2 separate regions of the Mus musculus genome follow, and region 1 is linked to region 2. A link is a loop called in an ENCODE intact Hi-C map of the cell type or tissue named here. Cell type or tissue: heart. All regions are shown on one strand. Each heading gives the region's core, and the rest is flanking DNA. Links, peaks and the distances in the headings are about the cores only. Region 1 holds the start of n-TTtgt1 (a tRNA gene). Region 2 holds the start of Osgep (O-sialoglycoprotein endopeptidase).

Evidence for each region. A loop is a pair of places that touch in the nucleus more often than their neighbours do. Peaks named below come from ENCODE experiments on the same cell type or tissue, not always from the same donor. Only the 100,000 strongest peaks of a DNase experiment are listed, where the experiment ranks them.
Region 1: it touches region 2 in a loop (2.1-fold over the local background); 4 of 42 quality-filtered maps call a loop at or near these places.

What each region holds. Positions count from the first base shown.
Region 1 is chr14:51,082,729-51,098,061 of GRCm38, reverse strand. n-TTtgt1 (a tRNA gene) reads right to left here and starts at 9,412; the gene lies at 9,340-9,412. It overlaps n-TYgta10 (a tRNA gene), which reads right to left and starts at 8,573; the gene lies at 8,484-8,573. It overlaps n-TPtgg5 (a tRNA gene), which reads right to left and starts at 7,415; the gene lies at 7,344-7,415. It overlaps Rnase4 (ribonuclease, RNase A family 4), which reads right to left and starts at 2,062. Exons shown (of 2, transcript NM_201239.3): 1 at 1,589-2,062. It also overlaps Ang and n-TLtag2. In heart, for the core only: no CTCF peak of the experiment used is centred there; DNase peaks (open chromatin) are centred at 6,941, 7,391, 8,601, 9,351 and 3 weaker places; H3K4me3 peaks cover 4,238 bases; H3K27ac peaks cover 3,199 bases.
Region 2 is chr14:50,917,679-50,933,011 of GRCm38, reverse strand. It overlaps Osgep (O-sialoglycoprotein endopeptidase), which reads left to right and starts at 8,119. Exons shown (of 11, transcript NM_133676.2): 1 at 8,119-8,348; 2 at 12,963-13,082; 3 at 13,221-13,396; 4 at 15,081-15,176. The coding sequence starts at 8,234. It overlaps Apex1 (apurinic/apyrimidinic endonuclease 1), which reads right to left and starts at 8,063. Exons shown (of 5, transcript NM_009687.2): 1 at 7,983-8,063; 2 at 7,688-7,799; 3 at 7,308-7,495; 4 at 6,659-6,851; 5 at 5,824-6,556. The coding sequence starts at 7,742. The coding sequence ends at 6,039. It overlaps Pip4p1 (phosphatidylinositol-4,5-bisphosphate 4-phosphatase 1), which reads left to right and starts at 2,163. Exons shown (of 7, transcript NM_001033271.5): 1 at 2,163-2,399; 2 at 2,688-2,878; 3 at 3,322-3,428; 4 at 3,705-3,810; 5 at 3,954-4,006; 6 at 4,101-4,191; 7 at 4,975-5,797. The coding sequence starts at 2,237. The coding sequence ends at 5,118. RefSeq lists a promoter at 7,871-8,343. In heart, for the core only: no CTCF peak of the experiment used is centred there; DNase peaks (open chromatin) are centred at 7,451 and 8,111; H3K4me3 peaks cover 3,037 bases; H3K27ac peaks cover 2,128 bases.

The sequences.
Region 1 (15,333 bases), core at 4,587-12,586, 160 kb before region 2:
ATGAGAGGGGTTCCAGCTTTGAAAGTGTATGGTTCTTACTAAGCTAATGGATTCTTTACCGGTTTCAGGAGCCAAATCTAGCAACACTGGAATTGCAGCGGCAAATTTATATAACCTTAGTTGATGATACAAGGTACCAACTGGAAGAAATCGGTGATGGGTGACCTTGGTCCAGTCTCACTGAAACACATCTTCCCTGAAGGATCTCTGGGTAAGCCAAGGCTCTGTACCATGAACACTACATAGGGGGGTCTTCATCCTAAAAAGATACTTGCTATTTAGACTTTGAAAGCTCTCAGGCCTATGTGGCCAGGAAAGGGGTTACTTGCTTCTAATTTGCAGAAATTCCACATTAATTTTTACCAACTCACCCAATGCAGTCTCTCATAATGGTTTCTCTAAAACACCCAGGGAGCAACTTCCAGCAGAACACCTCAACCACCAGTGTCTACTGTCCACTCCCTTGAAACTGTCTCACTGTGTGTTTAACTCTAACACTCCCCCCAAAGCCAGACAAGGTATAATTGTGAGAAAACAAGCGAGAGTGTTATTGTTAGAGAGTGCAGGTGTAAATCTGCCATGGCCAAAGGTACTGAACCTTAGTCGCATACACAACAATGACTGTCATTCGGATTTCTGCAGTGGAATAGTTCCAACTCTTGTGCAGACTCAGTTTACCCATTCTTAACCAGGTAGTGCTCACAGGAATCCGGGTTGGCAGTGCTATGTAGACTAGACATGTAGCAAACTACCTGCAGCTGGGGTGGCAATGTGATAAACACCCTTCTCCTAGGTATACTCTCCCTACTTTGTGTATCTTCATAACAGTCCAACTGGACTAGAACACCCTGTGCCTGGTCTTCCTCCTGTCTTTCCTCCTTTCTCCCCTCAACCTAGCATCTTTTGATCTTGGTTCATGTTCCTCTTTGTTTTTAAGGAGCGTCCATAACTTTTTCTTTTTTCTTCCTTCTTTTTTTTTTTTAGGAAAGAATTGAGTAGGAAATACTGCTGAAAGTACTTCCTGATTCCGGGTTTTCCTTTTTTTTTTTTTTTTTTTTTTTTCTTTTCTTTTCTTTCCTTTTTCTTTTTGGAGACAGGCTTTCTCTGGGTAGCCCTGGCTGTCCTGGAACTCACTTTATAGACCAGACTGGCCTTGAACTCAGAGATCTGCCTGCCTCTACCACCCCAGTGCTGAAATTAAAGGTGTGGACCACCACCACCAGACTCGGGGTTTTCCTTATTATTCCTGCCAAGCCAAGCTTGTTATGGAGGAAACACGACAGATCACATGCCCTTCTGCAAATGGCTTCCTAAGCCTTTGGGGGCTTTTAATCACAATTGAAGAAACCCTCCTATATCTCCATCTCCTTGATCGAAATCCCATTAATTGCTTCCCAGATACAAACCACACCAAATAATCCTGTTTTCATTTTAAATTTTAACTCTTACTCGTTTTCTTTTTAATGTGCAAGTTTGAGTCCAGAAAGCGTAAGGGGTGTTAGTCAGTTTCACTAAAATAGATGAACTGCTAGAAAGAGCACAGAGGAAAAGAAGCAGAGAGTTGAACACCCACAAGGAAGAATCTTACCAAAGCTGGCCAGCTTTCCTCCGACTGGGAATGTGTCCAGCTGCGTGCTCCTGGAGACAGGGTCCTGCGGTGTGAAGCTAGAGGCTCCTCACAGGCTGGTAATATACAGTGCTCATGTGACGGGGTGGGGAGAACCTATCTAAGGATCTTTACTTTGGCAGCGACTTGTAAACCAAGGCCACTAATCATGGGCAAACAAGGAGTCATTCACCTTTCCCCTGAGCATGCCTGGGTCAAATATTAACCACCTGGTGGACCACACATCTCTTTCAGCAATGATAATGTTTGCTAAGCACGGCCTTTTGTTCCTAAGCTGCCTCTTTCCTTATGTGTATGGTCCTTATCCTTGCTCAGGGTAGGACTGAAGTTTCACTGTGCATATGCCATAGATCCAAAAACATATTATCCCTGACGTTCAGGCCAACTTCAGGAACTACTTTGAAAGAAGTCTAAAGGAAGGAGTGAGGCAACTGTGCCCCCACCTCTCCAACCCCCAGAAATACACACAGCACTTCCTGGGCTCCTCCTCCCTCTGTCCATCCTCTGGAGAAAAAAGAATATATATTTATGGCTACTCAGCTTCCTGTTCTTTAAAGCACAGTTGCAAAACCAGCTGTCTACATCTAAGCATTATGGGAACCAAGTACAGAAGAAATTATGCATGTCTGCTCTGCTTATGAGGTAACTCTAAGATCGAAGAGTAGACAAGCCACGGGGTCAGACTTCTAAAACCCAGAAAGTACACAGTGAGGTAGTGAAGAAATCTACTAGAATTGTTCTAACAGATTCATCTTCAAGGCTGGACAGATCGCTCAGTGGTTGCAGGCACTTACTCAGGTTCAGTTCTCAGACCCACATGGCAGTTCCCAACCATATGTAGTGATGCCTTCATCTGGTCTCCCTGGGCATTGCATATGTGTGGTACACAGACATACATGCAGATAAATAAATACATACAATTTTAAAAGTTGCCATACATTTATCTTGTATATAGGGCAAAGTTGCAATATTTTAGCTCCTTGTCAATTTCTAGATTTTGCTCCATCATTGTGTAGATATTTATGTGTGATTTAAGCTGTACTAATTTCTAAAAGCAAAAATAGGGATGGGAGACCTACAGGTTGTCAGCGGAGTAGAGGTGGAGGCAGGGGCAAAGCATCTCTCACTGTGTGGAAGCGTGCTGGGGATGTCTGAGGTGAGTCTGGGCACAAAAAAAAAAAAAAAAAAAAAAAAACGAGAGCATCAGCTGACTCGCCGTAGCAGGAGGAAGAATTCAGCACTCCAGCATCTTCAGACTCCCTCAGCAAGGCTGGTCCTCTGTGTGGCAGGAACAGGGAACCCTCAGAAAGCAGCAAAAATGCAAGCAGGCAGCTTTGGGGCGCTGACTTGCAGACATGTTCACACCCGGACTTGGGAACACTTGGGGAAGACTGCACTGGTATAAAGGACCCACAGTACGGTCGGGATGGATCTGGATTCACTTCCGTTGGTGTAACTGAAGAAATGGGCTGCCAACATTCCTTTAAGTTAGTTAATCTCAGTGTCTCTCCATTGGGTGGATCCTTTCCAGAGAAGAATTTTTACTTACTCATTTCTATATTCTCAGTGACTGACACATAAGTCCTCATCAACTGATCTAGAGCCTCTAACCACGAAAAACATTCTGGGCTTCTCTTTAAAGGTTCAGAGATGCAAGATTTGGTAGCAGTTATTAAATAAACTTGATTGCTAAGCCGAGCAATCTCTGGCTGTGGGAGCTGGAAGATGCTTCCCCTGGGGTCTGATGAGGTCATTGGAGGTGTTGCAATGAACCTGGGAGTGTTCTACACTTGCCTGCAAAAAGTTCTGAAATCAGTTAGTTTGCCTTCACCAATGAGCTTTTGTTCCTGACCACAGAGCAGACTCTAAGAGTGTAAAGTCTTTTAAAAAGCAAACCCCTAATTCCAGCAGCACTTGGGAGGCAGAGGCAGGTGGATCTCTGTGAGTTTGAGGTCAGCCTGGTCTACAGAGCTAGTTCTAGAACAGCCAGGGCTGTGCAGAGAAATCCTGTCTCAACAAACAAGCAAGCAAGCGAACAAGCAAAAGCTGCCCAGAATGTGCACATCGCAATGGATACACTTCCTAAGAACGGGGCCTGACAGCTTGAGAAGGAAGAGTGGCTGGCATGAAGACTTGGAAAGGGCCCAAACCTCAACACTTTTCAGCTTTGTTGAGGCACAGCCCAGCTTGAAGGTCCCCTTTGTCCTTGTCTGCTCCCTCCTGCACTCAACCCAACTGTGAGCTGAAAGGAAATGAGAAGAAGACTAAGCTGTTATAGCCTAATTTTGGGGTACTAGAGTCCCCTGAAAGGGAGACCTAGTCACATCCTGACCAGTGTCCATTAGACAAGTGCCAAGCATGTTTTGACAAATGCCAGCATTTAAACTGTTTCAGAAGTACAGAGAAAGATAGCACTCAGGGTCTTCAGGGTGAGGCCACTCTACTGGTATCCAACCTGTCACCGAAATGCTCAGTGTGCAAACATACTATGTATGGTGGTGCCTATTTTAAATTAATCACACATTACTTTTAAACAGATGTGGAAGGACTGAGTGCTAGAGTCGTCACCCACTCATTGTTAGGAGAACAGCCAGTCCATTGCAAAACCTGGATGGCCTCATCAATTCCCAGGAGAAATATCAGCCAACTCCCATAGCCAGAGATGATTATATCAATGTGGTCTTTTTCTGATAAACAACCACAAAACAGAGGCACTTCACCCACACCTACAGCACACATACAGACACAAAATCCACTAGTCTAACACATTAACTTGCTCAAACACAGCAGCTTCCTTTTTTTTAAAGAGCAATGTCAGCAGAGTACCAGGAAGCAGCCAGAGACAATTAGCAGTCAGCAATCTTCCAGGAAGTCGCTGGCCCCTCACCTGACACCTCGGGGGATTTAGAACCTGCTCAAATCCCTGACAAAAGGCCAGGGCTCTTTTTCTTTGTCTCTCTCTTTCTTTCTTTCTTTCTTTCTTTCTTCCTTCCTTCCTCTCTCTCTCTCTCTCTCTCTCTCTCTCTCTCTCTCTCTCTCTCTCTCTCTCTCTCTCTCTCTCTCTCTCTTTCTTCCTTTCTTTCTTTCTCTCTTTCTTTTTTTTTTAATTTTTACCCAATTTGGCCCATATTGAAACAGAAATGGGTATTTTTTTTTAAATTTATAATTTATTAAGATGGAAGGAAAAACTCTGTGTGTGTGTGTGTGTGTGTGTGTGTGTGTGTGTGTATGTGTGTGTGTGTGTGTGTGTGTGTGTGTGTGTGTGTGTGTGTGTGTGTGTGTGTGTGTTTTCCAGAGCTCAGACCTAGGACCTCACATATGATACATAGACTACCATTGAGCCACATCCCCAGGCCTGAATATTATATCTTTGTTGGTAATTTTAATTCGTATAAAACAACTACCAAATTTTAAAAAGTATTTATTAAAATATTTAACCTCCTGAAAGCCATCCTCCTTTCCTGGAATTTTGTCTGTCTCTTCTCCAAGCCAGTAATATCCATGACACATTCTTCTTCTGATATTTCTAGTGTTGGCACATTCCTCTCTTTATACAGAGTGTGTATGTTTGATTCTGTCCTTAGGGCTCATTATAGAGTAGAAGGCACGGGGACACTAAAAATTCCTTTACACTGCTAACATACTACTCAGTCAGTAACGAAGTAACAACTAGAAAAGGAAAGCTCACCAGAGGGCCCCCTGAGGAGTGGGGGCTCCCCTGGGTCAGGGAGAATGGAAACAAAGACCTGATGACATCGGACATTTCCAAACACGATACAAATTAAACATTACTTCCCAACATACTGGGCTCTGCTTGCAGCCACTCTGAAAGTAACTGCTTACATATAGTGCTCTATACTCAAATGTGTACACAATGGAAGATCTCAAGACATGTTTTACCAGCCTGCATCAGTACACTTTTTAATCCATGCTTGAAGTCACACTAAGAATGCCTCCAGTGGACAGCTCTATGGCGTTTTGTGGGGTGCAGAAAAAACAGGGGTGAGGGGGAACCACGAACCCCGACAAGCTAAGCCGTTGTCAAACTGATGACTCCCCCAGGCCTGATCTCGAACTGTAGCTAGTTCACGTTTTCTAATCACCCCTGTTTAACTAAGCTTCAACTCCACCTTCTCTGAATCATGTGACTGAGGTCCCACTGCCCCATGAGATCGAAATGAGATGATCTCTCAACCTTCACTGTAAGGAAGAGGGAACTGAAGAACAAAGAAAGGGACATTAACTGACGAAGGAGCATTTGGTGTCCCTGTGAATGGAAGCTTTCCAATGCATGACACAACTTTTATGATTTCTAGAAAAATCAAAACTCATGTTTAAAGCAGTATTGAAAATTACTTAACACTGATTATTTCCATAACTCTCTAAAACATCTGATTGTTTTATCATTATATTATTTCTTGAAATGAAACCGCTGCAACTAGCAACACTAACTGGCTCAGAGCTGGGTGGTGCTCGTTTATGAATAGCCAAGGCAGCTTTTTTGGAGTTTGCCAGAGGCTGTTCAGACTTGTCTGCTAACTGAAGTTTCTAACGACTGCATGTATGGACTGGCTATGAGATTCCTGCCATCACAGACCGAAGGACTGGCCCACTGAAGATGTCCCAATAAAAGGACAAGGTTTCTACTATCCTCCATCCGAAATAAAGATGCTCCATCGTTGCGCTGGCATGGTTTGATGTGCTGTCTCAGACATAGCGGATCCCAACTGTTCAGTAAGAAGGCACAGAGGATGCTGTTGACCGGTCTCCAATGGTTTCACAACACACTTAAACATGAGTTAAGGGAGGGAGACAGGAAATACAAAAACGAAAACACCACTTATCCTTGCACAACCTTGACAGACTTGCATAACAAATCTGATATCAACCTAGGAACTCTCAAAATTTTTCCTTATCTGAGCAAACGCGGGCTTCTTGGAATTCCTCCCTTCGCGGATTCTGCGGTCCCCTATGAGCCCTGGTTCTAGACAATGGACATCCACGCTGGACTCTGGCAAGATGCGAAAAGCTAACTGTGGAAACAGCGTTGAGCCCCACCACACCTCAGCCCCGCAGTCAGACCTGAGAAGTCGAGAAGTCATCTCCCAGGAGCCCCACAACTGTCCTTAGTAGGAAGGGACTTCCAAAGCCAAACCTGGAGGGACAGAAGTAGAAACCCACCTGGACCCGGAACTGGAGGCGGCAGCTTTGTTTCTCACTCCTTCCTTCCTGTTGGGATGGCGAATAGAAGAATGAAATTTCCTTTGGAATCTCGTCCCCGATATGGGTGAGGTCGGCGTTGCCTGGCCACGCAAACAGATTGGGGCGGGGTGCAGAGGAGTGGAGGGTGGGCGTTCCAGCCTCGGTGGCTGGGACCGCACCCCATTCTTCCAAGGATGCCCCTCCCCATTGGGTCTGCCTGCAAAACCCAAAACAGTAACTCTAACTTCCAAGCAGACAAGGTGGGTTTCTGTACAGAAATCGGACTGGTTGATTTCTCGAGGACGTCCATGACTGTCAGGAAGACCCTGGAAGGTTCTCCCCTGGAAGGTTCTCCCCTGGGGAGCTTCAGGAATCTAGAAATTTGGTGCTACCCTTCTGTTGTATATCATGTGGTGCCGCTCCTTTTTGTAGGTCTGACAATGCACTAGAAAGTTTGTAGAGTGGTGAACATTTTGTCTATCAGTTACTAAAAAAGAACGATGTAAAAAGTACAGGGCTCGTCCGGGATTTGAACCCGGGACCTCTCGCACCCAAAGCGAGAATCATACCCCTAGACCAACGAGCCATGTGGTAGCTCAGCTTGCTCATCAATCTAGCATGTTTTAACACAGCAGGGCACCAAGTGGTTCCAGCGGTTTCCGGTTTCGGAGAAATTTTCTTTCATTGTTATTTCCACCCAGTTTTGTCAAGTCCCATCCATTAATTCCTGACCTATCCCTTCTTATTCTCTATCCACTTCCCGAATAACTCAAGGTTCAGAATGGGATCAGAGGATGCAGCCTTTCAGATTTCAAGTCACAGGCCTGCGTGATCGCTAACTCCAGAAGGAACTGGAGCGAGCCGAGTTGGCGCTGCGCTCTTCGAGTGGAGCCCAAATGCAGGGCAGCGGAGTCCTGAGTCTCCGACAAGCGCAGGGCGTGTTCCACATACTTGCGACCACCTCTGCAGCCACAAAATCTTACATGTAGGCAGGCAAGAAGGAGGCACAACAAAATATTGGGGGCAGAAGGAGGCTGCGGGTAGCCTGGTAGGCTGGTGGCAGATAAGTTTGCTATTATTCCGATATTCTGTAGACCTTCGCAGTTTTCCTGAGTAAGAACTGCGTTTTCAATCTCACTTCCCTTGTTTAAAGTACTTCATCCGTCTGAACTTTATACTCCTCCAGCCTCGTCAACAACTCACGTCAAATGCTACATAAAATACCTAAATAAATAAAGCGTCACTTTGCCAGTTAGTGGGGCGATCACCGGGGTCAGAGGTTTTAACGTTCGGCAAATCAAGGTCCCTGCTGGCCATCAGAGCGCTAAAAAAAAAAAAAAAAAAAAAAAAAAAAAAAATGTACACAAACAAGCCCAAGGTTATGTACCTTGCGAGTCTTTGATGTCTGGACTTCGGATAAGGGGCGGCACGGTAGACTCGGAAACTAAAATTAAACAAGGAGGGAGCCAGAAACCAAACTCCAAGACTCATTTTCCTTTTGGTAACTGTTCAATTAGAGATAGGTATAGTGATTGAGCAAACCACTTTCGGGAAAGAGAGATTGCTAATGTTAGTGAGGACGAGCAATGATCAACCAAACACTGAACAAAGAGCCAGCTTATCTCAGGGGTTGAGAGCCCAAAAGACAGGCTACTCCTTCGAGCCGGAATCGAACCAGCGACCTAAGGATGGCTGCAACGAATGTAACTACAGTCCTCCGCTCTACCAGCTGAGCTATCGAAGGGAAGCACAAGCAGTGCTCTTTCGAAAGTGGTTTTCAGTAGGTAGGAAACCATTTAGCCGACTCGGCCCTACTTGTGGCTTTGGGTATGTGGAGCTCTACTCGGACACCCTGCCGGGATCGCCGTCCTGTCCTCCAGACAACGCCAGAGCTTTAAGGATGCCCGCCTCCGGGTGGGAGCACGCATGCGGTGAAGCGGGCACCAGAGATCCGAAAACAAGCGCTATGCACCCGAACCGCGCGACACTCTGCAGGTGGGAGGCGTGAGATGCCACCACAGCTAAGAAACCCAGGGGCTGGAGGCGTGGCTTGAACTGTGGTTAGCCTGGGTGAGATCCCAGGTTTAACCTCAGCACTTATCAATAAAGAAGCTCTCCTTGGAGAAAGGCCATTCTTTTTACTGGAAGTCATAGCCACAGCCGTTTTGAGTCCATTCCATGGTTTAGTGACCAAGGTCTCACGACAACTGCGGTGCTTTATTTCCTGCGCGAGACAGTGAAGTATCTGGATTCCCAGGCCTCTGGCTCCTGTACCTGTAGCCTCCCCGTACAGCACGAGGGGGCCAGTCCTACTTCTTTCTGCCCAACTTTTGTAAGGGATCAACTTTCCCTTCGTCCGATCTCCGTGCGCATAGCAGGCTGCCCCCCTTTCTCAGAGTGCAGAGCGCGCAGGGGTGTGGGATTGCACTGGAACAAAAAGCCAACGACGTTTTTGGAAGTTTAGCGACAGACTGCCAGAAAATCCTGTGCTCAAAAGTCTAGGTAGACTCAGGCCCCAGCGAGATTTGAACTCGCGACCCCTGGTTTACAAGACCAGTGCTCTAACCCCTGAGCTATAGGGCCACACAGATCACAGTTTCTCTCTTTCTTAGAAAAGGATTCGGTTGCTGGTTTTTTGGGGGCGTTAGAAAACAAGCAAACTAAAATTATATTTTAGTCCATTTCTTATCCGGTGTTGGAATTCAGTCTGGGCTCACTGGGAATGGTATAGTAGAGGATTCTGACAGGAATCACTACTATCCTAGATTTGAAGAAATATGACCGCCCCCTCACCACCACCACCACCTGCATGTCCTTCAGTGAAATCCGGAACAGAAATCCAGCGCAGGGGAAGAAGCCTGCCTCACTCTGGTTTTTGTCCTTGACTCCAGACTTCTGCCACACACCTCTTAACAGATACCTTCCTCTCAATGCCAGAACAAGAAACTCCCAGTTTTCCATTTAATGCGTTCCTTCACTCAGGAGACTCCAAATTCTCCGAATTGCCTTTCTGTGCTAGGCTCTACACTAGAAGCTAGATAGGGATTCCGTTTGGTGTTTTGTTTGTTCGTTCGTTTTTTAAATTAATGTACTTCGCTGACTATTTTATTTTCCCCCTCGGGTTTTTTGTTTTGTTTTGTTTTGTTTCTGTTTTTATTTGGGGGGGGGTGTATTTATTTATTTGTTTTACTTTTTTTTTTTTTTTTTTTTTTTTTTTTTGTGCATCACGAGGGTGCCTGGTGTCCGTGGCTGTCATAAAAGGGCGCCAGATTTTCTTACAGTTATTGTAAGTTGTTGGGATGACGCTCTTTGGGAAAAAAAAAAAAAAAAAAAAAAAAAAAAAAACCTTAAATACTGAGCCAGTTCTCCAAACTGGAGTTGGAATCTGATCTGAAGTCATTGTCATAGGTTTCTGGGGAGAAATTCTTTCAGTGTCATGAAACCGGAATGAAAAGCAAGCGCACCCAGTGTAACTTGCAAGTAAACAATTTGGAGGGCCCTGAGAAAGGGAGGCTGAGTCTCAGGTTAGAGAAGGCTGAGATCTGTCCAATCCGAGGGTTGGAAGATTCTTGGTAGACAAAAATGATGAGTAAAGGCCAAGGAATAGCAAAACATTGAGAGCTATACAGTTAGAAAGTTGTTGGTCCACCCTCCTCAAACTGACAAGAGATGAGACAGGCTAGGTTACAGGAATGGCATTAGACTCTTTTGAAAATAGAAAATGGAAATTCACCAAGCATGGAATGCAACTGAAGGGAGGAGAAACTAGAGTCAGGAGACGAGAGCCATGTAAGCACGAAGCTGTGATAGCCAGGGGCTACAAAGGAAAGACTAAGAGACAGGGAAAGGCTTCCTTTGAATGTGGTGGACAGAAAGGAGAGGTGATTCACTATCATACCTTGCTACTTGTGGGGGGGGGGGGGAATCTTCTCCTTCAACAGAGAAACGGAATACAGAAAATGTGGTACATTTACACAATGGAGTACTACTCAGCTATTAAAAACAATGACTTCATAAAATTCTTAGGCGAATGGAAGGAACTAAAAGATACCATCCTGAGTGAGATAACCCAATTACAAAAGAACACACATGGTAGACACTTACTGATAAGTGGATAGGAGCCCAAAAGCTCGGAATACCCAAGATACAATTCACAGACCACATGAAGATCAAGAAGTAGAAAGGCCAAAGTGTGGATGCTTTGGTCCTTCTTAGAAGGGGGAACAAAACACTCAAAGGAGGAAATACAGAGACAAAGTGTGGAGCAGTGACTGAAGTAAAGGCCATCCAGACACTGCCCCACATGGGGACCCATCCCATATACAGTAACCAAACCCAGACTCTATTGCAGATGCCAAGAAGTGCTTGCTGACAGGAGTCTGATATAGCTGTCTCCTGAAAGGCTCTGACAGAGCCTGACAAATACAGAGCCAACCATTCATTGCACTGAGCACGGGGTCCTCAATGGAGGAGTTGGAAAAAGGACTGAAAAATCTGAAAGGGTTTGCAACCCCATAGGAAGAACAACAATATCAACCAACCAGACCCCCCCCCCCCCACGAGTGCCCAGGAACTAAACCACCAACCAAAGAGTGCACATGGAGGGACCCATGGCTCCAACCAAATATATAGCAGAGAATGGCCTTGTCGGGCATCCATGGGAGGAGAGGCCCTTGGTCCTATGAAGGCTCGATGCCCTGGTGTAGGGGAATGCCAGGGCAGGGAGGTAGGAGTAGGTGGGAGGGGGAGCACCCTCATAGAAGCAGGGGGAGGTGGGGAGGGGATATGGAGGGTTTGCAGAGGGGAAACAGGAAAGGGGATAACATTTGAAATATAAATAAAGAAAATATCCAAGAAAAGGAGGGGAAGAAATCTTCATTTCCAGTATATCTGGAAAAGACAGAGGTGCAGCAGTGTCAGGGTCTGGGCGGGAGAAACAGGAGGTGCAGTGTGGTGGTTTGTATGTGCTCAGCCCAGGGAGTGGCACTATAAGAAGGTGTAGCCCTGTTGGAGTAGGTGTGGCCTTGCTGGAGTAGGCCTGTCACTGTGGGCATGGGTTTTAAGATCCTTGTCCTAGCTGCCTGGAAGTCATTATTTTTCTAGCAGCACTCAGATGTAGATCTCTCAGCTCCTCCTACACCATGCCTCCCTGCTCCCACCTTGATGATAATGTACTGAACCTCTGACCTGTAAGCCAGCCCCAGTTAAATGTTCTTATAAGAGTTGCCCTTGGTGGGTGTACATGTTTGCAGCCGGGTGCGGTGGTGCATGCCTTTAATCCCAGCACTTGGGAGGCAGAAGCAGGTGGATTTCTGAGTTCGAGGACAACATGGTCTACAAAGTGAATTCCAGGACAGCCAGGGCTCTACAGAGAAACCCTGTCTCGGAAAAACAAAACAAAACAAAAACAAACAAACAAAAAACAAAAAAAAAGTTCTATTTCCGGCCTTGGTCATGGTGTCTGTCCACAGCAGTAAAACCCTAACTAAGAAATGCATGGAGCACATTCAGGCATTGTTGAGTACACACTATATCTGTGTTTACAGTCCATGAACTAAGGTCATGGTAAGATCATATTAAGTAAGTCTGCGAGTATAGCAGCGCTCTTTCTGGAACGGCAAAGTCTTGGGTTCAATTTCCAGCATTACAAAGACAAATAAAACAAGATAATAAAAGTTAAACTGGGAGTAGTAGCTTCTACTGGTAAATCTGGCCGTAGGATCTTAGCTCTAAGGAACCTGAGATCAAGGCCAGCCAGGGGCACACAGCAAGGCACGTTCTCCATCAGTCAGTAGTAAAAACTAACTTTTTAATAGGTTACTTTCACTTTTTAAAATTGCTTGTTTTATGTGTGGATGTTTTGTCTACATGTAGGTTTGTGCACCACCTGCATGCCTAGTGCAGGTGGAAGACAGAAGGGGAAACCTGATTGCCCTGGAAATGAAGGCGATAGAGTGCTGAACTAGTTGAGTCACTCAGGCAATGGAGTGCTGAGCTAAGTGCTTTTTAGGTGGGTCTTTATGTAGTTCTGGCTGTCTTGGAACTCAACAGAAATCTTCCTGCCTTTGCCTCTCCCTTCCCCACCCCCATTACACCTGGCTTTACAATTTTTTATTTCTAAAACATTTATCTACTAAGGGGTGTGGGGGGACACATCGAATGCTACAGCCACAGCTGGAACACGGAGTCAGAGGCCCTTTCACCATGTGAGTTCTGGAGATAAAAAGATGGCTTGCTGCACTAAGCCATTTTGCCACCGCCAACTAGATTTGTCTTTTATTATTTATTGTTGTTGTTGATGTGTCTGTCTCATATATTTGTGGAATTCAAAGAACAACTTTGAGGAGTCAGTTTTCCTTCCACCTTTATTTACATGAATTCGGGGACCAAAACTCAAGACTGTCTGGTAAGCAAGCGAAGTAAAGGCTCCCCAAGCCATCTCAAATGCCCCAAAACTAAAAATTTAAAAGAAGTTAAAATTTCATATGTCATCCACTAAGTTATCACTCCTGAGAGGTCTGTGCTCTTGGCTAGAGAGATGGCACATCAGTTAAGAGCACTTACTGCTCTTGCTGAGGACCCAGGTCCCAGCATTCATCTGGTGGCTCACAACTGCTCCTAACTCCAGCTTCTGGTAACCCAGTGACCTCTTTTGGCTTCTGAGGGCTCCTGCTCACAGGTAATGCACGTATTCCTGCATGCTCACATATGTATCCATAAATAAAAATATAATTTTTTAAAGTTAGACACTCTGGGGAATCTCTGAACTGGATATTTCTCCGTTCTTGGTTTCAAAGAGCAAGACATTCCCTATACACAAGGAGAGTAAAATCTCTTCTGAGAAGAGCGACAGATTCAGAAAGAGAAACGGTTTTCTAGCCTTAAGGAAGTGAGGGGCCAGGAGCTAGACAGATCCCTGATAGGGAGACAGATGTGGCAAGGGAGCACAGATAAAGAAGGTAAACTCAGTTTCCTCCTCATCCTCAGATAGGTTCATTTAGGGCCAGTTTAGATTCCCTGACGTTCCTGGTCTGACTGTCAGCAGCACCCTCCCTCCTTTGTTTAGCCTGATCAATCCAAAACGAGTGGAGAGGTCCCATTCTATGCCACCAAAAACAAACTTAAACCGTCCAGGGGAAAACACATTTCATTTTCTGGTTCCCATTTCCACTTTGTGTGGAGGGGGGTGGGGGGGGTGTCTTTCTGTATGCGTGCGCTCCCTCACCCCGCCCCTGTGTGAATGCACATGTGCTCACTAACTTCTTCAAAATACCTGTTGCTGCCTGCTGCGTCAGAGATTTCCCCTACCTTTTAGTTATTTAATAGGTGGAGAAAAAGAGCCGGATCATGACCCCCCCAAGAAAATAACAGAGCTGGGCTAGGTCTGGGTGGCTTCAACTTTGCACTGTTTGCAAAAGAGGTAAGCAAGGATCAGGAACATATACAGCCTCCCCGCTTACTGCCTGGTTGTGGAGATTTCCCCCAAGTGTACGGAATTTGGTCAAATGGAAGATGTGATTTGAATATTACCAGGAAAACACAATTTCCGTTTAAAGATGCAAATCTCGTTCAAATATTTCCCAATCCCAATCTTTTTGCTGAAATAGTCACCAGTTTTTCTAGGTAGCAGTAATGGGTTCAGTTTTCAGCTACTGCTACACACACAAACAAAAGGGTCAGATCACCAAAGCGATGTCCTGTGATTTACACCAGCTGTGATCAGGAGCCAGGGGACTTCCTTTCCTGCGCAAGGATCACGTAGGCCCGTGTTTGGTGGGTCCCATGCCAAAAGCTCTAATGAACTACAACTGCGGTGTGGTCACTCTTCCCGAAATCATGCGTCACAGCTCCTGATTCTACAGGTCGCAGACCTGTAAGCCTCTAGCGCGGGGAAGGGGGTATGGTACTAGGGCGAGTGGAGACCAGATCATGCTGACACCTTAGAATCCTGGATGCCTCCAGCAGCGCCCACCCCGGTTCACTCAGTCTGCATGAGCCCCTAGGGAAGAGCGTCTCTGTCATCTCCCGCGGGCGCCGGCCATCTCGGCTTCTACGCAGTGCACAACGCGTCTGCAGCGGCTGGTGACACACTGGACAAACTTCAGCAGAGGAATTGATCAGTCTGCAGACAGCCCTCTCTGGGGTGCGACCAGAAGGGTTGGTTGCAGGACCCACCTCGGGAGGGTAGTTCGTGTAATCCGCTCACTCTAGCGCTGGGGGGGGGGGGGGGGATGTCCTTTAAATCTGGGTTTCAGATTGCAGTTTAAAGAGAAATGGAATCAAGTAAATAGTTAGTGTATACAGAAATGCGCAGACAGCTTGGTAGTGTGGCCGAGCGGTCTAAGGCGCTGGATTTAGGCTCCAGTCTCTTCGGAGGCGTGGGTTCGAATCCCACCACTGCCAGTGTTTTCTTTCCCAAGACTGATTTACTTCGTCTTCATTCTTTCTTTGGTATAATATGTATTTTCTGAGCACCTGCCTCTAGACTATGTCTGTGACCAGAA
Region 2 (15,333 bases), core at 3,841-11,840:
CCTGTGTCTAAAACTATCAGAACCTAGAATCAGGCATGGTGTCTCAGGCCTTTGAGGAGAGGTGGGACTTGCCAAGAATTTAAGACCAGCCTAGTTCAAGGATGAGACCCTATTTAAAAAAAAAAAAAATCAAACCAAAACAAAAAAGCCTCCATTTACAATTTCTTTGCTGAAGACAAAAATTAAGCAAAGTCTAAAGACGTTCATCTACCAAATATGACAAAACTATCTTTGGATTTGAGTCACTAGCTGAATCAATAAACACATGTGTATATATCTGACAGGTCAGTATACATCAATTGAGTAAAATGATGCACTTCCCTTCCATCGGTGGAGAGAGACACTAATAAAAGATAATTTTCATTTCAGCAATGGAGGTATTTAGATCAGTTGTGGATCACTGTAGTGGCCTCCATCTGCTCTGAGGAAAGGCTGCTTCTTTAATGGTGTATTTGAGAGAGAGAGAGAGTGTGTGTGTGTGTGAGGGGGGGGAGCAGGCAGACGTGTGGATACATATATATAGGTATTTATTTAGAATGCTGTTCAGAATTTTAGTGTTTTAGGAGGGCAGCAGCAGTGGGTTTTCTCCTAGGGCCCATGACGTCACCAGCCACAGTAGTTGACAAGGTTGACAGAAGCACACCATCCCAGGCCTAAAGTCCAGCAGGTTACCCTTGAGATGAAGTGCCACACTATTGAACCCACTCTTGCTGGGCTGGCCATTGTGATTTGTAGGGGGTTTTAGTTGCTTTTCTCCCATGGCAGCTTCCGTAGACAGCACTTGCACACATGCTTTGAGAGGGGCTTTCAGGTTGGTTCCAACCTTAACCCTTGTAGAGACACTTGTAGAATTAATTATAATTTTACAGCTATGCTTAGAGGCAAATGCCTGTATTCTCAATTACCCGGGAGGTTTGCGAAGAATCACCAAATTCCAAGCCAGGATCTTGTCTCAAAACTAAAGACTGTGGATGTAGCAGTGGTAGTACAGCACATTTTCAGAATTAAAAAAAAATTATTATTATTATCTTTTTTAGGCGCTGAAAGGGAACCTAGGGCTTCCAGCATGGTTACCATTAAGTTCACCAGATAGCATCACCATAACCATCCTACAGGAACAGTCTCTCATTTCCGTTTGTGAGTCAAATCGGACTCAAACTCATGATCCTCTTGCTTTAGCCAGCCTCAGACTCAGCATGCGCACTAGGCTTTTAGACAGTCTTCATATAGCTCAGGCTGGTCTCAAACTCTTAGCCAAACCCGAATGTCTGATCCTCCTGTCTCCATCTTCCATAGTCTGGGATTACAGCCCTACACTGTGACCTTCTGTTTTTTTAACTTTGGACGTTTTTATTTTATATATATGTGTGTGTGCCCACGCACTTAAGCCACGTGTATGTAGCTGCCGGGTGCACAATCTCCAGGAGGTAGAGTTACAGGTAGCATCGGCCCTAGGACTCAAACTAGGCTCCTTTGAAAGAGCAGAAAGTTCCCTTAACCGCTAACGCATCTTCCCAGTGCCCCGCCCTCTTGTATTCTGATCCTCCTTGTGTAGTTCAGTGTTTCTCTCCGCTACCCTGGAATTCCCTTTCCTAACTCATCTCCCCAAGTGTTGCATTTACAGGCATACGCAACCACATCACCACTACTCGGGGGCCTTGTGCCAAGTCAGACAAGCGTGCTAAGCCCTCAAGCTCCCGGTGGCTTTTCGATTCTTGTCCAGGTTTTAGGGCGGTTCCCGCGGCCCAGGATACCAGCCCTGCCAGCCAGAAGGCAGCCGCCCTCACGTTCTGGCGCTAAATTTGGGCCAATAGGGTTACGTCCCACGGGAGACTTGGGCCCAATGAGGAGCGACTCACGCGACAGGCTGCGCACGTGACGCGTGCGGGGCAGCCGCCCACCTGGGCCGGAGGTAGCGCGACCGCCCCACTTCCAATCGCTCGCACAACTTCGAGTCACGTGCAGTGTTTACGGACTCAGCAGCTACGGGAAGACCATGTGACAGTGACGTGACACGTCTCTCTCCAATGGAGAAGGGACGCTCCCTTACAAACCGGGAACTGTTTCAGGTCCACGAATGACAGCGCAGAGGGGCGGGGCCAGCCTGTCACGTGAGCGGGGCGGCACTGGCTGCGGGCGAACGCGGCGCGCAGGCGCCTTAGGGACCCGGTAGCGACGGCGGCGGCGGCGGTGGCAGCGGCGGCGGGAGCTGGTCGCTGACCGAGCGGGAGTCGCCATGGCGGCAGACGGAGAGCGCTCCCCGCTGCTCTCCGAGGCCGGCGATGGCGGCGCTGGTGGCAACGGCTTAGCGGGCCCGGGCGGGAGCGCGACCGGGCCCGGTGGAGGCCTGACGCCCTCCGCACCTCCGTACGGAGCCGGTAAACATGCCCCGCCCCAGGGTAAGCCGGAGGTCTGAGGTGCACGCAGGCCTAGGGGCGGATCGGGTCAGGGGGCGGAGCCTGCTTCCGCGCCAGGTGTGGCCCCGTGGCACCTGTCACGGGGCGAGGCATCCTCGGTCCGCAATCACTGCCTAAGCCTGGCCTGAAAGCGGGTTTTGAGGAAACTGATCTGAGCGCTTTTTTTGTGAGCAGCGGATCGAGCTTACTCAGAGGGTTCCCCACGTCCGTGGAGCATCCGTGGGAAGTGTTCGAATGATGATTTTGGGTTTATCTGCTTCCTCTTCGTAGCATTTCCCCCGTTCCCTGAGGGACATCCAGCCGTGTTGCCTGGAGAGGACCCACCCCCCTACTCACCCTTGACTAGCCCGGATAGTGGGAGTGCCCCCATGATTACCTGTCGCGTCTGTCAGTCTCCGATCAACGTGGAAGGCAAGATGCATCAGCATGTAGTCAAATGTGGTGTCTGCAACGAAGCCACTGTGAGTTATAACTATCTGCAGAATGGGCCTTGTTTCCTGGATCCTCTTTCTGGTTCAACACCCTGTTCATGAAACTTTCAGTTCCTGCATCTTGCAGCAGCCATTTCTTTAGAAGCCACTCACTAAAAATAACGTTCACCAAGCTCTCACTTTTTGATCTTTCCTGGACCTGAAGTGTAGTTCTCACTGGCAGTTGTTGCAGTTGCTTTTGATTTTTGTATTTTGGGGTTCTCTGCTTTTCTGAGACGATCTCACAATGACCCGGGTTCCCATCAGACTCTGCAATCTTCCTGCCCCAGTCTCACAGGCACACTCTACTCTGCTGGCAACATTTGTATATCTCAAATGTCTGATTCTCTTTCTCAGTAATGTCCTTGCAGAGGACTGGGATAATGGGCTTCTCTGCTGAAATGCCCATTGTTCCTTTATTCATTGTTCTCTAGCCCATCAAGAATGCACCTCCAGGAAAGAAGTATGTCCGATGCCCCTGTAATTGTCTCCTTATCTGCAAAGTGACTTCTCAGCGGATTGCCTGCCCTCGGCCCTACTGGTAAGAGACCTAAGAAGAGAAGGCCATATGTAAGGAAAGTTGTAAAGCAATAGGGAAACAAACAAACAAAAAAACAAACAAAAATCTAGAGCTGGGCAAGGTGGTGCATGCCTGTGTTCAATCCCAGCACCTGAGAAGTGGAGGCAGGAAGGCCTGTGTAGTAGCACCTTGAATGTCTAGTCATCCTGCCTACACCTCCTAAGTGCTGGGATGCAGTGTGTCATCAGATCCAAATAGAACTAAGAATTTTAAAAACATACTTTTCCCCCTGTATAGCAAAAGAATCATCAACCTAGGGCCTGTGCATCCAGGACCTCTGAGTCCAGAGCCACAGCCAATGGGTGTCAGGGTCATCTGTGGACATTGCAAGAACACGTTTCTGGTGAGGAGGGATATTGGGAAACCCTGGAGGAGGCAAGTACTAGGAATAGTAGTAAATCCTGAAAAGAATTTCCTCCTCCCCCCTGCTTTCGGGTTCTCATGGAGGAGAGCCTTCTTTCTATGGCTGTTCTTCTTTTTCCATAGTGGACAGAATTCACAGACCGAACCTTGGCACGATGCCCTCACTGCAGAAAAGTGTAAGTGGTTAGGGATTGTACTGGTGACTGGGTGGTGGGTGGCATAAAATCAACAGGGCTATTCCAAATATCAGTTTCTATTGGCTCCCCACAGGTCATCTATTGGGAGACGATATCCTAGGAAGAGATGTATTTGCTGCTTCTTGCTTGGTTTACTCTTGGCAGTCACTGCCACTGGCCTTGCTGTGAGTAGCCTCAATGCAAACCTCTTACCAGCCTCATCACAGGCTAAGATTTGAGAAGGTGATACCTTAAAGAATGGTGAGAGAGCTGGTGTTGGGTTCTGTCCCTGTAATCAAAGAATACAGGCAGTTCTAAGGTAGCCCAGGCTACATAGCAAGACCCCATCTATAATACAAAATGAGGGAGTAGGTTGTTGCCAGCTGCAAATGTGGCTTAGCTGGTAAAAGTATTGGCCTAGCTTGCATGAACACGATCATCCAGCACCACACAAACTGAGCAGAACTGAGCATGGCGGTGCAAGCCTGTGGTCCCAGTACCTAGGAGGTAGAGGCAGGAGCATAGAATTTCAAGGCCATTGACTATAGGATTTGAGGCTGTGCAGGGTACCAACATGAGACCCTTGCCTTATAAAATAAAAACCTAAAATGAGTCTGGTGATAGGATGTAGGGGGAGTATACTTTTAGGTAGAGGTGAACTAAAGTTAAAATTCACTAATAAACTAAGAAGCTAAACAGTGTCCCCACTCTGGAGAAAGAAATGAGTTATCAGCAATCCTGGTTCACTCAGTAGATGTGAGAAATGCTGGCAGATGCCTGGGATGGCAGAGTACTTTACTGCTTAAGGGAAGGAAGCACTAAACCACCTGATCTTGGAAAGACCCCTGAAGGTGTTACAAGTGATTGGGGTACAGAGACAGAAGTTTGCATTGCATTACTGTTTCTAGGACTTTGAAATAGTAGATACCAAAAGTAACCTCATCTTTTTCTTCTTCCTCATCTGTCAGTTTGGTACATGGAAGCATGCACAGCAATATGGAGGGATCTACGCAGCCTGGGCATTTGTCATTTTGTTGGCTGTTCTATGTTTGGGTCGGGCCCTTTATTGGGCTTGTATGAAGGTCAGCCATCCTGTCCAGAACTTCTCCTGAGCCCCTTGATGCAGTCTGTGCCTGACCGCTGCCTGGTACCAACAGTAACACTACAAAAGGCTCTCTGGACTTCTACAAGGAAGCCAAACAGCTGCCTCCCTTTTCCCTGGGGAGAGGTAGGAAGGAAGCAGTCCCTTCCTTCCTTATGTTTGGAAGGGTAGGTAAGACCATTGCTGGCTGGCTGCTCTCTTCCAGGGGTTGCTGTTTAGGGTAAATAGGCAACATTGCCCCTAAGCCTGGATCCTAAAGATGGTTCTAGCCATGCCCTTCCTGTACGTGCTCCCGAGAACCATTCCTGTCCCTTAATACATTCCAGGGCAGGGTTGGGGTGGGAGATGGGAGGGGGTGTTCCCCTCCCTCTGTGCACCATTAGGACCTTGCTGCTGCTATTGCACTTCACCAGGGGCTGGCTCTGGCCTCAATACCCAGTCTCTTCTCCCCACATTTCTCGTCCTGTGGGGTGGGGTAAGCCACTGCTCTGTACAGAACTATAGGAACTGATGTGTATATATATAACTATTTAATATGGGATATGTTCCCCTAATCCTGTACTTCCCTGAATTCCTCCTTCCGATTTTACTTCCAGTTGCAGTATTGAACTGGGCTGAGGTAGGGTCACTGTCTTGGGAGAGGTTAGGGACTCATCTGTGCTTGTAAATAAATAATGTCATGACTCTAACCTTTCCCACTTAACAACTTTTGTGTATGAAAAAGGGAATATGTAGTTTTCACAAAGGGACAAAGAAAGCCAAGCTGAAAGTAGGGCCTTTTATTTCTCTTGGATTGTCTAAAGGAAACCAGAAGTTTGGTTTAATGTTTAAAATGAGGGAGCACATACAAAACCAAACACCTGAAGGCTAAAACACCAGACTTCTGCAGAGAGAGCCATCTCCCAGGCAGGAAGCTACTGCAGGAGGGTATCACAGTGCTAGGTAAAGGGTGATGGGACAGTGGTCACTGCCAAGAGCCTTGGACCGGATCTTGCTGTCACACAATGCAGGTAAAAGAGAGTGGGAAAGCAAAAAGTAATCAAGGCGCCAACCAACATTCTTAGAGCGGGCATTCATCATGTAAGTCCAGAAAGTGTAAGCGTAAGCAGTGTTGGGGTAGAGATGCCGGAAGCTGTCAGCCAATGGTACAGCTTGTAGCAGTTCCCCAAAACCTTGGCGCTCCTGGGGAGTAAAGCCAGCATTCTTTTTGTTTCCTTTGGGGTTACGGAGGTCAATTTCTTCATGAGCCACATTGAGATCCCCACATAGCACAAGAGGCTTTCTGGAAGCCAAGTCCTTTAGAAACTTTCGGAAGGCTTCATCCCAACGCTGTCGGTATTCCAGTCTTACCAGACCCCTGCCTGCATTGGGAACATAGGCTGTTACCAGGACAAAGGACTCAAATTCAGCCACAATCACCCGGCCTTCTTGATCATGTTCTTCCTCGCCTATAAAAATAAAAACCAGTGTAAAAATTTTAAGAAAGGTCTAAGAAAAAGTAGTAGAGTTAACTGAAGAACATTCAGACATGAATGTCATTAAGGTCTCACCAATGCCATAAGAGACTTTTAGCGGGCACTGGCGGGAAAGTAGGCCCACACCACTGTATCCTTCTTTGTCTGACGGAGCTGACCAGTACTGATGGGTGAGTCCAGGCAGCTCTTGCAGTTCAGCCGGGAGTTTGTTCTCCGAGCACTTGGTCTCTTGGAGGCACAAGATATCTGGTGCTTCTTCCTTTACCCACTGAATGGAAATGTGGAAAATTAAAATTTTATGTGCTACATGCTATACACAGAAGGCATTCGAGCAGCAGAATATAAACAAATCTTGTATGTGAGTGAGTGTCCGTTAGTCACCTGACTGGGGTGCTGGAAACCTAACTGGAACCTTCGGAAGCACAATGTGCTGTCAACTGCAGAACGCTCGCTCCCATTTGGATCTTAAGTAGTTACTGGGATTGAGGATATGCTAAGTAACCCAAAAGCGGGGGGGGGGGGGGCAAACAGTCTAGACTAGTTTTTTTAAAAAATGAAATGAGGGAGTTGTTGGGGTTTATATAGGCTTTTAGGAGCCCTCCACCAACCCCCCGGGGGGGCATCTACAGACGCGAAAAATAACGTTTCAAAGGAAACAAGATGATTGGTCCTTAAGACGAGTCAACCAAGAAAGGTCTACTTCCCGATTCTGAACTGTACTCACATCCAAACCTTTCTTTTTAATCCAGGCTCGAAGCCCATCCACATTCCAGGAGCATATCTTGAGTGTGGCAGATTTGCCACTGGGTGAGGTTTTCTGATCTGGAGGGTCCTCGTACAGGACAGGGCCCTCTCCCGCGGCCTCCTTCTCGGTTTTCTTTGCTGCCCCCTTACTCTTCTTGGTCTCTGGCTCTATAAAATGGGTAAAGTAGTAAGAGCTGGCAGTTCCAACCTCAGGCCAGAGTTAACTCTAACCTCATTAGGCGTTCTAATTACACAAACTTCTCGGAACCCAGCAACGTAACTTGGTCCATATTTACCGTAATTCATGGCGGTCTAGTAAAGCCCTGAACTTGCCTGGGGGGTGGGGTTGGGCACGCTTACCCGACTTGGGTTCTTCCCCGTCGTCGGCCGCCGCTTTCTTTCCCCGCTTTGGCATCGCTGTGACGAAAGCCCTTAGGCTCCTGGAGCACCGAAGCAGTGTTTACTGCGCTGCCTGCAGATAAGAAACGATGAAATCAAAACACAAGGAGAGGCAGCGAGGCGCCTCCCGTAGGCGTTTGCACACCCGGGGCTGCGGTTCTTCCGGCCTGGCCCGCCACGAGCAATGCAGCCCCTCGCCCGCGTTAGGCCCTTCAGCGAGCAGGGTCGCGAAACGCGCTAGAACAAGGTACCTGACCTCCCAACGAAGCCAGAGACCCTCACGGCACAAAGAATGGAGTCTGCCTGTTCCCACGTGGGCGATTGGTGTGGTCACGTGATTCGAGGGCTCCGCCCCCACGTGGTTCTGGAGCGCGATGATTGGTCCTCCTGGCACCTCGTGACATAACTTCTGGCGCCCGAAAGTCCCTTCGCTTGGTTCTGGGTTGTTCGTGGTAGTGCCGGTTACAGCTCGTCACTCGGCCTCACGACCGGGAGCCGTGAGGCACCATGCCCGCGGTGCTGGGGTTCGAAGGCAGCGCCAACAAGATCGGCGTGGGCGTGGTCCGCGACGGCACGGTGCTGGCGAACCCGCGGCGCACTTACGTCACGGCCCCGGGCACCGGTGAGTGGCTGCGGCCGCGCTTCCCGGCTCCTTGTCCAGTTTTGTTCTGTCCGATATTCCACACTGTTGCCTATGTCAGATTTTACAGGCTTCCCCACTCCAGACTCCCCTGATTGTGCGTTTGGTTGGTAACTTTTGACTAGAAGAGTCAGACACCTGGGGCTAGGTCACGTGGGTTCGTTCAGGTTTTGTTTTTGGGTTTTTTCATGCATTTTTTTGAGACAGGGTCTCTCCTTGTAACCTTTACTGACCTGGAACTTGCTGTGTAGACTCTTGACTGCTGGAATTAAAGGCATGAGCCACTACCCCCGGTTGTATTCTGATTTTATCGAGCAACTTTAATGAGCTAAGCATCCGAAAATATGTGTTCCGAGGCAGCGCTGTAGATGCACATAGAGATTGGTTTACACTGCACCGTGATAAATATAAAAGTAATCTACAACGAGGAGGGAAAGCTGGAGGAGTTCCTGTATTTTCGATCTGTTTTAGGTGTCTGTTTTTCGGTACTTTTAGAATGGAAATGGGTATCAGTGGGTTTGGACAGTTATGTGAAAAGCACCAGGCACTGCACGACTCTCAATATAGTTACAAGTTGTATTTTGCCTACCCTCTCCCAAAACTTGCACACACATATAACCTGCATGTACCTCTGAAGGCTCCCTAAGCAGGTGAAATGTTTCAGGTTACATAGTAGAAATATATGTGTGTTTAGGACTCACTCTTGTAGGCTCTAAAGCACAGAGGCTGAGATACGTGTGGTTAAAGGGAAGCTACTGACAGTTGTAGTGCTGTAGTTATCATATGTTAAGTCCAACGATATGACCTTTCATAGGGTTCTATGGAATTACAGGAAAAGTTAACAAAGAGTAGGAAGTTTGTAAAACTCAGATTGCTCCTGAACATTGTGTGTGGACCAGCACCATCTCTGAAACCCCAGTAGCCTATGTAGAGGTTGGAAAGCTAACAGAGTGTGTGGTGCAGTCTGTAATGGTGACACCTGGGAGACTGCGACAGGATCTGAGTTTAAGGCTGTCCTATGTTGTGACCTTGTCTCAAAAGTAGAGATTTGAAAAGAGAATATCTTGGGCTGGAGAAATGGCTCAGTGGTTAAGAGCACTGATTGCTCTTCCAGAGGTCCTGAGTTCAATTCCCAGCATTCACATGGTGGCTCACAACCATCTATAATAGGATCCAATGCCCTCTTCTGGTGTGTCTGAAGACAGCTACAGTGTACATACATAAAATAAATAAATCTTTAGAAAAAAAAGAAAAGAGGATGTCTTAAAACCTAGGCAAGTAGAGTATGTTTTTCTACATCGTTAAAACGTGTCTTTGTTGGTTTTTTACTTCTTTTTTTTTAATATTATTTTTATTACGTATTTTCCTCAATTACATTTCCAATGCTATCCCAAAAGTCCCCCATACCCCCGCCCCCCACTCTCCTACCCACCATTCCCACTTTTTGGCCCTGGCGTTCCCCTGTACTGGGGCATATAAAGATTGCATGTCCAATGGGCCTCTCTTTCTAGTGATGGCCGACTAGGCCATCATTTGATACATATGCAGCTAGAGTCAAGAGCTCCGGGATACTGGTTAGTTCATAATGTTGTTGCACCTACAGGGTTGCAGATCTCTTTGGCTCCTTGGATACTTTTTCTAGCTCCTCCATTAGGGGCCCTGTGATCCATCCCAGAGCTGACTGTGAGCATCCACTTATGTGTTTGCTAGGCCCCGGCCTAGTCTCACAAGAGACAGCTATATCAGGGTCCTTTCAGCAAACGCTTGCTAGTGTATGAAATGGTGTCATCGTTTGGGATGACTGTCTATGGGATAGATCCCTGGATATGGCAGTCTCTAGATGGTCCATCCTTTTGTCTCAGCTCCAAACTTTGTCTCTGTAACTCCTTCCATGGGTGATTGCTTCCAATTCTAAAAAGGGGCAAAGTGTCCACACTTTGGTCTTCATTCTTCTTCAGTTTCATGTGTTTTGCAAATTGTATCTTATATATCGGGTATACTAAGTTTCTAAGCTAATATCCACTTATCAGTGAGTACATATCATTTGAGTTCTTTTGTGATTGTGTTACCTCACTCAGGATGATGCCCTCCAGGTCCAACCATTTGCCTAGGAATTTCATAAATTCATTCTTTTTAATAGCTGAGTAGTACTCCCTGTGTAAATGTACCACATTTTTTGTATCCATTCCTCTGTTGAGGGGCATCTGGGTTCTTTCCATCTTCTGGCCATTACAAATAAGGCTGCTATGAACATAGTGGAGCATGTGTCCTTCTTACCGGTTGGGACATCTTCTGGATATATGCCCAGGAGAGGTATTGCGGGATCCTCCAGTAGTACTATACTATACTATGTCCAATTTTCTGAGGAACCGCCAGACTGATTTCCAGAGTGGTTGTACAAGCTTGCAATCCCACCAACAATGGAGGAGTGTTCCTCTTTCTCCACATCCTCGCCAGCATCTGCTGTCACCTGAATTTTTGATCTTAGCCATTCTGACTGGTGTGAGATGGAATCTCAGGGTTGTTTTGATTTGTATTTCCCTGATGACTAAGAACTTTGATCTTTTCTTTTAAGTGCTTCTCAGCCATTCGAGATTCTTCTGTTGTGAATTCTCTGTTTAGCTCTGTACCCCATTTTTTAATTGGGTTATTTGGTTTCTTAGTGGTTAGCTTGAGTTCTTTATATATTTCGGATATCAGTGGGATTAGTGACAATTTTTTCCCCATTGTGTAGGTTGCCAGTTTGTCCTATTGACTGTGTCTTTTGCCTGAACAGAATCTTTCCAGTTTCATGAGGTCCCATTTATCAATTGTTGATCTTAGAGCCTGAGCCATTGGTGTTCTGTTCAGGAAGTTGTCCCCTGTGCCAATGAGATTGGGGCTCTTTCCCTTCAGTGTCATTATATCTCATCTTAATGTGCATTTACCACATTTAGGTTTTGAAGAGCTTTTATTTTTTTATTTATTTTTGGCTAATGACATTTCTTGCTGTTTATTTGTCTTATACTATGGAAAAGATGTTAGACAAAAAGTAAGACTAAAGCCAGGTGTGGGAGCATAAACCTGGAATTCCAGTACTCCAGGAGGCAGAAGCAGGCAGATCTCTGAGTGTGGGGCGACCCTAGTCTGTATAGCAAATTCCAGGCCAGCCAGGGCTACATCATAAGACCTTGTCTCAAGATAAACAATAAAAAATGGAATCAAGTCATTTACTCTGAGTTTAGAGAGGGAGGGAAAGCAGTGGGGGTAGCTTGGAACACCAGCAATACCTAATATTTGGTCCCTGGAACTGCTAACAAACAGAGCCTTGGTTGTTCAAGAACTTGCAGAGGAGACAGACCGAGCACTGAAATGGCTATCAGAAGTTGGCTACGACCTGTATACTGAGAACAGTTGTGGAAGCGGACCTTACAGCTAAAGAAATACATACCAAAGAAGTCAGAATGGACCAATCAGTGATTATCGAATATTTGAAAACAGCTGAAAAGTTAAAATGAAACAAAACAAAAAAACCCTCAGTAAGTTGATGCCTCATAAACAGACTGAAAATCGAACAGCCATTGTTTTCAGTTCTCATGCATGAACCATTTCTCAGATTGTGATGACAACAAGTAGACTGTACAGGAAAACTAGTCACAGCCAGCTTAGTGGCTGGACTGAGAAGCCCCAAAGCCAGACTTTCACCAAAAACAGTCCAGTCACTGGTGGTCTGCTGCTGCTCTGACCCACTACAGCTTTCTGAATCCCAGAGAAACCATGGCATCTGAGAAGGGTACCCAGCAGATCATTGAGATGCACCAAAACTGTAACTCCTGAAGTCAGCAGAAAGAGCCCTATTCAGAGCAATGCCTGACTGCATGTGGCATAACCAGTGCTTCAAATCTGAATGACCAAAGTGGAGCTTTGCTTTATCCACCACATTTACCCGACCTCTCATCAGCTGACCACCGTGTCTTCAGAACCTTGACAACTTCTCTCAGGGAAAACATTTCCACTACAAGCAGTATGCAGAGAGAGCATGCTTTCCCACCGCAAGCAGTATGCAGGGAGAGCATGCTTTCCCACAGTGAGCGGTATGCAGAGCATGCTTTCCAAGAGTTTGTTAAAACTTTGGTTTGTTGCAGGAATAAACTCATCTTTTTGGCTTATTTGTGTGTTTGTTAGTTTGTTTGAAACAAGGTCAACAAATCCCTGGCTGTCCTACTCTGTAGACCAGGCTAACCTCAGACTCATGGAGATCCACCTGCTTCTGCCTTGCTGGGATTAAAGCTTTGCACCACCACCACCCAACTAACTGGTTTGTTGGCAAAGTGTGTTAAAGTGGTTTGTATTTTGATGAATAAAAATGTATTGGCACACGCCTTTAATCCCAGCACTCAGGAGGCAGAGACAGGCGGATTTCTGAGTTTGAGGCCAGCCTGGTCTGCAAAGTGAGTTCCCGAAAGCCAGGGTTATTCAGAGAAACCGTGTCTCGAAAAAACAAAACAAAACAAAAAAAATTAGTGATTTAAGGTTCATAGCCCCATATCACAGATCCCTTTGCACCAGCCTAGCACCTGCCTTCTTGTAGTTCATGTTCTATATGCCTTTCCTTAGGATTCCTTCCAGGTGACACGGCCAGGCACCATCGAGCTGTTATCCTAGACCTACTGCAGGAGGCGCTAACAGAGGCAGGATTGACCTCCAAGGACATTGATTGTATTGCTTTCACCAAAGGTAAGTCTGGGAGAGTTGTCAGCAAGGGCAGTATGTGGGTGGTGGGTACAGACCACCACCATTACACATTTTCAAATCTACTTTCTCTACATACTTTTCCTAATTTCTAGGATTCTAACCACATTTGTACGCTGTCAGGTCCTGGCATGGGATCCCCATTGGCTTCTGTAGCTGTTGTTGCCCGTACAGTGGCCCAGTTGTGGAATAAGCCTTTGCTTGGCGTGAACCACTGCATAGGCCACATTGAAATGGGCCGTCTCATCACTGGAGCCGTTAACCCAACTGTCCTGTATGTGAGCGGAGGAAATACCCAGGTACTTAAGAGGACTCTTTGTATTCCATCTTAATGCTAAGGTATTCTACCTGAGTTATAGGAGCTGCAAGAGCAAAACCAGGCTCATTCAGACCTAAGATATTATAGAGAATACAACAGAGATATGAAGTTGCAAGCTCTGGAGACAAATTAGAATATTTGAACTTTATACATACAGCTAGAATTTCTCATTTAAAAAGAAAAGAATGTGGGTTTCTTAACTTCAAGATAATGTCTCTCTCTTTTTACTTGTGTGGGTGTTTTGCCTGAATGCACATAGGAGCTTCAGGAAGACAGAAGAGGTTATGAGATCCCTGGGAACTGGAGTTATAGACAGTTGTGAGCCACTGTGTGGGTGCAGGGAATCAAACCCAGGTCCTTTGGAACAGCGGTTAGTGCATTTAACTATTGGACCATCTCTCCAGCCCTATAAATATATTTTTTTTCCCTTCATTTATCCACCCTGCTCTCCCTCTTTTCTAAAAGTCAGGGTCTCCAGATAACCCAGCCCCAAAGTTGTGGTTCTCCTTCCTCAGCCTAAGCAACTGGGATCACAAGCTACTGTGTGATGTGACTGTGGCAGGGACTCAATGCAGTAGACAGCTTCCCTTGTACTATTTTGATCTTCTGAACTCCTCCCACGTGCTGGGATTACAGACTTGCACCACCATGCCTGGCTCACCTTTTTCTATTTCTGACGGAATGTCTGTGTAGGTCACCACAACAAACTCAGTTTTGCCTGTTTTAAATTCTTTTTTTGTTAGTTTGGGTTTGGTTTTTTTGTTTGTTTTGGTTTGGTTTTTGTTGGTTTTTTTGTTGTTGTTGTTTTTTGTTTTTGTTTTTTAGACAGGGTTTCTCTGTATAGCCCTGGCTGTCCTGAAACTCACTCTTTAGACCAGGCTGACCTCGAACTCAGAAATCCGCCTGCCTCTGCCTCCCAACTGCTGGGATTAAAGGCAGGCAGCACCACTGCCCGGCTTTGTTTTAAATCCTTATTTTTAGGTGTGTGTGTGTGTGTGTGTGTGTGTGTGTGTGTGTGTGTGTGTGTGTGTGTGTGTGTGTGTGTGTGTGTTTTGTTTCTTAAGCTGTATAATGTGAGATGCTTCAAGAATTTGTGTGCAGTCCCTGCCCAGGGGCCGTACTCATCCTCTGCATCATTACAGTTTTGGTGTGTGGGCTACAAATTAAGCACCAGTTGGTTGGTTCTTGGAAGAAAAAAATTTTTTTAATTATTTGGCAACTTTATACATGTATGTAATATATCTTGAAAATATCTGGGTTTATTTTGTGTATGTGAGATGTGGGTATGTGGGTACACACATGTTATTGTATATATGCACATCAGGGGACACACTTTCAGAGTCCACTTTATGGTAAGGGATCAAACTCTGGTCTCTAGGCTCATGTGCAAGTGTTTTTGCCTTTTAGTAGCTCCTGGTGTGGTTTTCTTGAGACAGCATCTTGCTATGTGTCTAGGCTGCCCTTAGCAATCACTGTGTAGACCAGCATGGCTGCCTGTCTCAGCCATACCTGTACTGGAATTGCAGGTATGAGCCACTATAGACAGCTTCCCTTTCTTTCTTACTGGAATGTCTAGTGGCCATGTTAGCACTATGCTATTTTCTTCCACATAGCTGAACACCCCATTTTACAGACTGAAAGCTTCATGGTCTCACTCTTCTCAGGTGATTTCCTACTCAGAACATCGTTATCGCATCTTTGGAGAAACTATTGATATCGCCGTGGGAAACTGCCTGGATCGTTTTGCTCGGGTGCTGAAGGTAGGCGACTGAGACTGTAGAGTGTATAAGATGTGGGTCTGGGAAACAAAAAGAAGGAAAAGGCAAGAAGAAGTAACTAGATCTTAGGCTTCTTGTATATCTAAAGTTAGTCTTTGTCATTATATTTAACATAGGTAGAAAATTGAGCCCTTATGTA